Linked DNA regions of Homo sapiens: region 2 is linked to region 1. Evidence: chromatin loops called from intact Hi-C (ENCODE). Cell type or tissue: endothelial cell of umbilical vein. All regions are shown on one strand. Each heading gives the region's core, and the rest is flanking DNA. Links, peaks and the distances in the headings are about the cores only. Region 1 has its middle 83 kb from the start of ANLN. Region 2 overlaps AOAH (acyloxyacyl hydrolase).

What was found. Hi-C counts contacts between places; a loop is a spot of excess contacts. Peaks named below come from ENCODE experiments on the same cell type or tissue, not always from the same donor. Only the 100,000 strongest peaks of a DNase experiment are listed, where the experiment ranks them.
Region 2: a loop joins it to region 1, with 4 times the contacts of the local background. A loop is called at or near these places in 1 of 110 quality-filtered maps.

The regions. Positions count from the first base shown.
Region 1 is chr7:36,471,035-36,475,431 of GRCh38, forward strand. No RefSeq gene overlaps it. Among named protein-coding and RNA genes, the nearest start is that of ANLN, 83 kb to the left of the region's middle. In endothelial cell of umbilical vein, for the core only: a CTCF peak has its summit at 2,523 (motif pointing right); a DNase peak (open chromatin) is centred at 3,517; H3K27ac peaks cover 1,347 bases.
Region 2 is chr7:36,524,570-36,528,966 of GRCh38, forward strand. The region is part of intron 19 of AOAH (acyloxyacyl hydrolase); the gene reads right to left. Among named protein-coding and RNA genes, the nearest start is that of AOAH-IT1, 73 kb to the right of the region's middle. RefSeq lists enhancers at 2,434-2,728, 2,505-2,649 and a cis regulatory region at 2,572-2,582. In endothelial cell of umbilical vein, for the core only: no CTCF peak of the experiment used is centred there; no DNase peak of the experiment used is centred there.

The DNA of each region.
Region 1 (4,397 bases), core at 206-4,205:
ACCAACATAGTGAAACTGTGTCTCTACCAAAAATACAGAATTAGCTGGGCGTGATAGTGCATGCCTGTAGTCCCAGCTAGTTGTGGGGCTGAGGCAGGAGGATCATCTGAACCTGGGAGGTGGAGGTTGCAATGAAACAAGATTGTGCCACTGCCCTCCAGCCTGGGAGACAGAGTCTCAAAAAAAAAAAAAAAGAAAAAAAAAGAAAAAAAAGAAAGAAAAAGAGAAGTAGGTGTCCTAAACCAGGGCTAGGACAGGGTGCTTGACACAGGCTAAGAATCTGGCACTCCTCCCAATGAACATAGTTTCCATGTTTGCTCAATATTTATTTAGCTAACCATTAAGGGGACAGGATGGATTTTTCTCTTTTAAAAATTACATGAGCTGGGTGTGGTGGCACATGCCTATAGTCTCAGCTACTTGGGAGGCTGAGGTGGGAGGATCGCTTGAGCCCAGGAGTTCAAGTCCAGCTTGGACAAAATAGCAAGACCCTCTGTTTAAAAAAAAATTTCATATGTCTTTTCTTCAAATTTAAACCTAATTATTAGACTAAACTTATTATTAAACTAAATTATAAGACTAAATGTTTTAACTTATTTAGGAATATCTTTTATTTTATAATTTTTCCATTGCTCATACTTCTATAGCATTACTCATTTGACTAATGATGAATGATAACAAATACATATAGCTGTAAAATGTTAAAATATGTTTAAATTTTTTTTCTGACTATCATAGTGGCAAGTGATTTTTGTTTTTTTGGTAGACTTACCTTGTATTCCTTCAGTTTTATATTTTTCTGGATGGGACATCCTTTTGGGAGGTTTATTAAATGGTTACAACTTTTTTTTTTTTTTTGAGACAGAGTCTTGCTCTATTGCCCAGGCTGGAGTGCAGTGGTGCAATCTCAGCTCACTGCAACCCCTGCCTCCTGGGTTCAAGTGATTCTCGTGCTTGAGCCTCCTGAGAAGCTGGGATTATAGGTGCCCACCACCATGCCTGGCTAATTTTTGTATTTTTTTAGTAGAGACTTGGTTTCACCATGTTGGTGAGGCTGGTCTCGAACTCCTGACCTCAAGTGATCCACCCGCCTTGGCCTCCCAAAGTGCTGGGATTACAGGTGTTAGCCACCGTGCCTGGCCTAAAGGGTTACAATTTAAACAATAAAGTGGAACCCTCATTATTTGTCAACAGCACCACATCAAACATCACTGGGGGCCAGGAATTCTGCTGATGTTGTTCTCATTGTAGGACTGCCAGCCTATTCACTTTCATCACTGACAGAGAGGCCAAAAGTGGCACCATGCAATGGGCACATGGGAGGATTGCTTTTCAAATGTTTACTTCCACTTTGAGGGAATCCGGGAGAACAAGACCAATTATAGTTTGCCAGTAAGGTAAGAAAATAAATGTAGAAATCCGAGCCAACTGGCACAATATTTCCTCCTATTTCAGTGATATCTTGGTGCTTATTATGGGTTGGCCACCAGACAGGCTTGTCCCTTGATCTAGTTATGCCCTCAGCCTCTGCACTGGCCACCTTTCCTTCCTGGTACCCAGTATCCTGATAGTCTGTCTCCTGCACCCCATGACACAGCTCTCAGTGTCTTCATTCACACTCAGGTACAAGTGTCTGATAATAGCATAAAGAATTCTATCATGCTCAGGGTCAGGTTCCAGCCCCAGCTGAGGGCTGAGGGGAGTGGGTGGATGTAGGGCAGGGAGCTGGAAGAACACTTGAGAGACAGCAGGTAGATGGGAGATGGCTTTATTCAGCAGCTCCTTCACAGAGTCAGTGTTACATTTATGCACCACACAAACAATAGTGCCTGAGAGCCAGGTGATGAGCTTCTCTATGTTATGTCTACATGCTTATGATTATATAAACATGGGACTGTGTGCCTGCACCACAAACCTGCTGGATCATCCAAGCTGTTTACCTGGGCCTATGCCTGCTGCCCTGTGCCTGCTTGGCTGCAGCACAGCCATGTTCCTTACACTACACCCCCTAGGCCGAGGGGATCCTCTTGGTGGGGACCCCTGCATATACAGCAGCACCCTGGACCCACAGGCCACAGCAACAATACAGAGAGCAAAAACCTACCACTAATATTCCTGCTATGCTACCTATGATTATGAGAGCCCAACATAGGCCAGAGCCCAGAGATGCCCACCATCTCTGAAGGGGGTCGTCAGTAAGGTGCTCAATCACCTTAATCTCCTGTGACACCCTTTGTAAAGCTGCTGTTATGTTCCGGTGGTTGTCAGGTATAAATGTACAACGTTGTGTCCCTACAAGGGCACAGGTGCCACCTTGGGTAGCTGTGACTGTGTCTAAAGCCATCTGGTTTTGTAGCACCACCTTCCTGATCTGATCAACTTCATCAGTTAACAAAAGGAGAGCAACTCAGGTGTCATTCAGAGCACGAGCTGTGTGCTCTGCAAAGGCTGTAACCTGCTTTTCTACAGTAATGACTTTTACTCCAGGGATAGTTATTGCTAAGGGATAGAACCACCAGGGGGCCCCCTGCCCTCGCAAAAAGCGGGAATGCAGTGCCTCCTAATAATGCCAGCAACTAGGCAATGGGGGAAACACAGTGGCAGGCACATTGGGCCACCCCAGGTACAACATCTGGTCCAACTGGATGGCAGACATGGCCATCCTGTGTCCCCACAGACCCATAAACTCCCAGGGGGCACGAAGTCCATGGGGGGGGCCCAGCCTTGGTAAGGCTGCTTGTTCCACCACACCCTTGGTGTGGTGACATGTGTTGTGTTTGCACAAACCTCAGTAGGCAGCCATCCCACAGTGACTTTTCCCCGGTGCTGCTCTATGCATTGTGGCACCTGCGATGGGGGCACCACGTGATCTCCTATTAGCCAGCCCCATCCATCATGGACACTATGAGTCAGCCAGGGGGCAGGCTTGCCATGGTTTTGCAACACCCCTGTCCAAAGCCCGCTGTGTTGCATCCCACCCATTGTCCATGGGATCCCAAGTCTCTAGTGATGTTCAGTTCTGCACAGAAGCTGGATGCACGTGACAAGGCAAGCTGTCCGCAGCTGCTGCTGGGAGGGCAGTGCAGATGCAACAGTTGGAGACATTGGTCACCTCAGTGTAGGCGTGGGCCCAATCCACAATGCTGTTGGAGCATGCCAAACTACAGCTGGAACAACAAAGCAGGCACAGGTACTAACAGGGACAAATCACGTCCCTCAGGCAAAATACAGGCCAACTTTTCATCTCTGGATAACAATGTAGCCGTCAAGGGCTTCTGCCCTGGGCTATGATACCACACCTTCTCAGCTCCCCATGGTTCTTTTGGGTCCTGTACCCGTGCCAAAATCAAAGGGGAGCTCATAATAGGCCACACAGACAGTACATATGTCCCCCAGAGAAGGGTCCCTTCCCTGGCTGGTTTCTCGGGAAACATCTTAGACCACACAAAGGAAAGCTCTAGCGTGCATGTGCCAGATAACATTATGAATCACCTTCTTTGACCACTTCCTGACTCCTTAATCTGCCTTGCTGCTAACCTTCCAAAATCCTGTTTTTGATGCCTTTTCTTCCGTTTTCATCTTGGCCCCTCTGGGTTGAGTGCTTGACTCTATTTGGCTTCTGTCGGCAGTAATTCTGACTCTTCTCTCTGGCCAAGCTCCCTCAGGTGAGGACCCTTCCTGCTTTCACTTGACCTCCTAGTTTGGCTTTTTCAGGCCTGGGAGTGGGGTCTGGGCAGTATGTGAAGCCAAGCCAGGATATGCATAGAGAGCCCATGCTAGGGTAATGCATTAAGAATCTGTTTAAAAGACCATTGGCTTATCTCCTGGACAGCTAAACCCACAGTGATATATACTGTTAGAGCCTTCCAACATCCATCTCCCCACCCCTTTGTTTTAACATCAGAGTCACTATATAACTGGGGCAGAGAGTGGAGCAGTGAGGAAGAGAAGGATACTCTGACAGCAAAATTTAAGACTACATTTCTAGGTATGGCCATATGACTTAGTTCCAGCCAATGATATGTAAAGAAGACTCATTAAAAGGGGACCAACAACTAAGGAAGTGTTTTTTTTTCTTCTTCCTCTTTGGAATAAAGGCATGATGGCTGGAGCTGCAGTAGCCATATTGGATCAAGAGGATAGGTACCATGTGCTGAGGACAGTAAAGTATAAAGATAAACTCAGGTTCCTCATAGCTTAATGATGCCACCAAATCTTCTTAGACTATCTTTAGACTTATTTTATGTGAGAGAATAAACCTCTATGGGTTTAAGCCATTGTCACTTTTGGATTTCTGTCATATGTTGTAAAACCTAAGCTAATCATATATACTAACACCTTCTCTTTTCCTACTTTTATCTTGTTGCCACCTTCAAAAAAAGAGAGGAGTATTTTAT
Region 2 (4,397 bases), core at 208-4,207, 54 kb after region 1:
AGAGGCTGAGGCAGGAGAATCGCCTGAACATGGGAGGCAGAGATTGTAGTGAGCCAAGATTGCGCCACTGCACTTCAGCCCGGGAGACAGTGTGAGACTCTGTCTCGACAATAAGTAAATTAAAAGATAAATAAATCAAATAAAATGCACCCCAGAGGGCTCGCTCACTCTTTTTTTTTTTTAAACCATGTGAGGATATGATGAGAAGTTGGCAGTCGGCAACACGGAAGGGGACCCTCACCAGAACCTGACCATGCTGGCATCCTGATTTTAAACTTTTAGCCTCCGGAACTGTGAGAAATAAATTTTTGTTGTTTATAAGCCACCCAGTTCATGGTATTTTATTACAGCATTCTGAGATAAGACAGTTATTAAAAAATTCCCAGGTATGCTAATAACAGCAGGCCAATGGGAATTGAGCCTCATCAAGACTTCAGACAGAGCCTACTAAAAAGTTGTGAAGAGTTGGATGAATAAGACATGAGGCAGAGTCCTCTTGTAATAAATAGATGCACAGCAAACCATGGACCTGACCTGGACTCTCCTGGGGTCATCTGATGCAGTGGTGGTAGGAAGCCTCTTAAATACTTTCTGACTCTCCATGTTTGCAAAGAGAGTTGAATGACATGTTGAATCAAAGCCCATGCCTGAGATGGCTAATAAAAAGTCTAGAAAAGGATTATGGTGATCAGGAGCTCTGGAAAATCCACAGTAGAAAGCAAATTTGAACCTGTTAGGGAAACACAGTTTAAACAATATCATGTTCCTTGAGAAGAATGTTTACTAGGAGCCTGATATTACAAAGGTGAGATTTGCTTATACATGAGTTTCTTAGACTGTGATTCAATTTTGGCATCTAGGCTTAAAGTAATTCTAGGCTATTTTCATTTTGATTTGCATTTTTTGTGTGTTACTAATTACCAAACTGAAAACTATGGCCCTTAGAGAAAGAAAGAGAGGTGTTGATAGATGTCTTCATGGAACAAGATAATTCAGATATCAGAGTTAGTGATGCAGGTTGAGCATCCCACATCCAAAAAGCCAAAATCCAAAATGCTCTAAAATTCAAAACTTTTTGAGTGCCAACATGATGCTGAAAGGAAATGCTTACTGGAAAATTTTGGATTTTGTGTGTAGGATGATCAACTGGTAAGTATACATAATGCATATATTCCAAAATCCAAAAACATCCCCCAAAATCCAAAATCTGAAACACTTCTGGTCCCAAGCATTCAGGATAAGGATATTCAACCTATACTGTGTTTTCAAAATGAGAAGAGATGACCATTCCCTTCTCCTTCCCTTGGAGACTTGAGCAATCCCATAATTGTGGGGATCATAAAAGGAAAACTCAGGAGAAAAAGCACAAAGAAAGAGGAGGGATATTTACTTGCCAAGCTTTGCGGGGGAATAGGAGCGTACCCTAGGGTTGGGGGCAGTGGGAGAGGTCCACCTTTTGTCATCACCATAGTCCAGCAATTCTAAATAATGTCGATGATAACACATTCCTGCCTGCTAGGAAATTATTCCTGTCTCTCAACCCCCATCCCTTCTCTACATTAGGCAGCAACTACAAGGGAGTCCAGCCTTTGGAAGAACTTGCTTGCCATATAAAATAATACAATAGGTGTTAAAAGAAAATGCTCCAAGTTTATTAAGACTACAACCTGTTTATTTACAGAGGTAAACATCATTTTTTTCCCCCATATGATTATTATGTCTGTGAGGGATATGGGTCATCACATACATGTAGCCATCAGGACAGTAAAACTTAAGGGAGCTTCAGTAACTCACAGGCAAGTGTTTATTTAGGATTTTATCTGTATCGTGACCAATGTCAAAGGGAAGATCCTTTTTTTGTTTATCTCAGGATGAAATTCTGCTTTCTTGGGAGAAATGCAATACCAGACACTGGTCTTTACTTTTTCCTTGATTGATTTTAGAGTGGGAGGTCCATTCAAAGATAACATGGTAAGTTGGTCAGCTTCCTTTCTACTTTGGACCATAACTTAAAATAGACCAATGAATTCCTATTTGTTCTTCAGAATATCTGGATTAAGTTTCTTGAATGATCATGGATGATCTGTGGAGATTTGGAGCATAATGTATTTTGTTTTGTTTTCTTCTTCTTTAATGTAGTTTATTTGTAAAGTCAAAGAAGCTGCTAATGACCAGCTTTTCAAAGATGTAATAGAAACAAGGGAGGAAGACTCATAAAACACTTGTTCATCAAACACTGTTTGATGAACAGCAACACTAGCAGATATTTTAAAGAAAAGGCTGCTTTCTGGCCAGCCCCATAAAGTCATTGGCTGATTTTACAAATGTATTCATGGTGCGGGGAACCAAGAGCCAGGTTTATGCCAATTGAGCTGTCTGGGAAGTTGAGGGCAGCTGGAGGTATATTTAAACTGTCAGTGTAAAAATGGCTTTGTCAGCCAAGTGGCATTTTCTTTCCTCTGTTGGGGAGGTGTGGTGCAGACAAAGAAAAAGAATATCACCTGCTCAAGTTGGCATTTCCTGAAGGGAGGAAAAGTTGCTGCCTCTGTTTAGTTCATAACCAGTTGGAGAATGAGTCAGCAAGAGACAGAAAGTCTTTGGAGATGAGTAATCATCTTTCAGTGCTGGACTGAGGCTGTCAGGGTGGAAAATGAATGGGTCTTGTGCCTACCCTCAAGTGACAGGGACCCTTAACTGCAATTTGCTCTGTCACAAGGATGTGAAATTGTGAATTTTAGTATCATGAAAAATGAGAATATTTTTGACACAATTGTCAGATCACATACAGTACCAAAATGAGAGGAGAGATTTTCATGGGACTATCAGGACTGCAGACTTAATAAGTGACTCTGTAGGATTTTAATTTCTGATAAAAGATTACTTTTCTTCTTGGTAATGGATGCATTTCTACCATACCTTCCTCGAAGGAACTCAAAGTACTTCACAGGCGTGAATGGAGCTGGGGGGTGGGTTGGACATCAGGAGTGAAGGAGTTGCTTCATACACACGGATGATGGTGGTGGCGGGGGACGGCCACTAACAGTTACTGAGTCTTTGCAACTTTACAAGTTTTGTTTTACTTAATCTTTACGTGGGTTAGTTATTTCTATCCTACATACAAGGAAACAAAGGCTGGGTGGTTATTTAATTCACTTGAGGTCACCCAGCTATTCTGTGTCTGAGCTGGAATAGGAAGACAGTTGTAAATTCTGGGCTCTTTCTATAACCACACATCGTACCCACATGGGGTGGGTTTCTGGGAAGATGAGCTGCCCAGGCACGGGTGGTTACCCACAGAGATGGATCTGGGAGGGGATTATCCCTCCCACTGCTTTGGAAAATGCTAAAATTTCAAGTTAAAAATGTCTTTTGCAGTACCTGACTCTGAGCTTAAGTCAGGACACTACCACGGTTCCTGAAAACCAGATAGAAATGCTAGCTCTTTCAGAGGTGGACATGGCGGCACCTAGACATCAAATGCAGGTGCTGTATCAGATGTTCATGGAGGCAGGTCCCACAGTGGTCTCACTGTGCCCACATGCCTTCCCTAGTGGGGTGCCCACTAACTTCCTGAGGAGAAGATGAAGAAGGCCCTGCACCAAAACTAGATCTTCACATTTATTTTAAACAAATAGCAGGAGATTACAAAACAGGAAGTTCCTTGAACTGTTGATGGGAATCGCCAAGCATGGAGAAATGCCTAGGAGCTTTCTCCCACGTTGATGTAGAATGTTCAGTTCAGCTTAATTCAACTTTTTGCTTTTTCACTGTGTTTATTATTGCTGTGAGGACAAGAAAGGGCTGATGAGGCCCTGCTTCCAAGCATATCAGTTCACCAGTGGAATTCTGGACAGACAAGAATAAAGCTCTTCTCTCTATATCCTCCACAGAGATAAGGACTCTTCTGCTTTGTTGACGATTATGTTCCCAGCACCTTCATAGCTCCTGGCACATAGCAGGACTTATAAATCTGATGACTGACCCAGCTCTTAATCTTGAGGCATTATAGAGCTCCATTTATTAAACTTTATTTTTATTTTTATAGAGATGAGGTCTCTCTCTGTCAACCAGGCTGGAGTTGAGTGACGTGATCACAACTCACTGCAGCCTCAACCACCCAGGCTCAAGTGATCCCCCCATCTCAACCTCCAGAGTAGCTGGGACTACAAGCATGCACCACCATGCCTGGCTAATAAAAAAAGATGTTTTGTTTTTAGAGATGGGGTCTTGCAATGTTGCCCAGGCTGGTCTTGACCTCCTGGACTTGAGCGATCCTCCCATCTCAGCTTCACAAACCATTTACAAAATTTTAATGGGCATAGAGATGACCTGTGGGTTGTGTTTGAATGCAGGTTCTGATTAGGTAGGTCTGGAGTAGGGCCTGGAATTCTGCATTT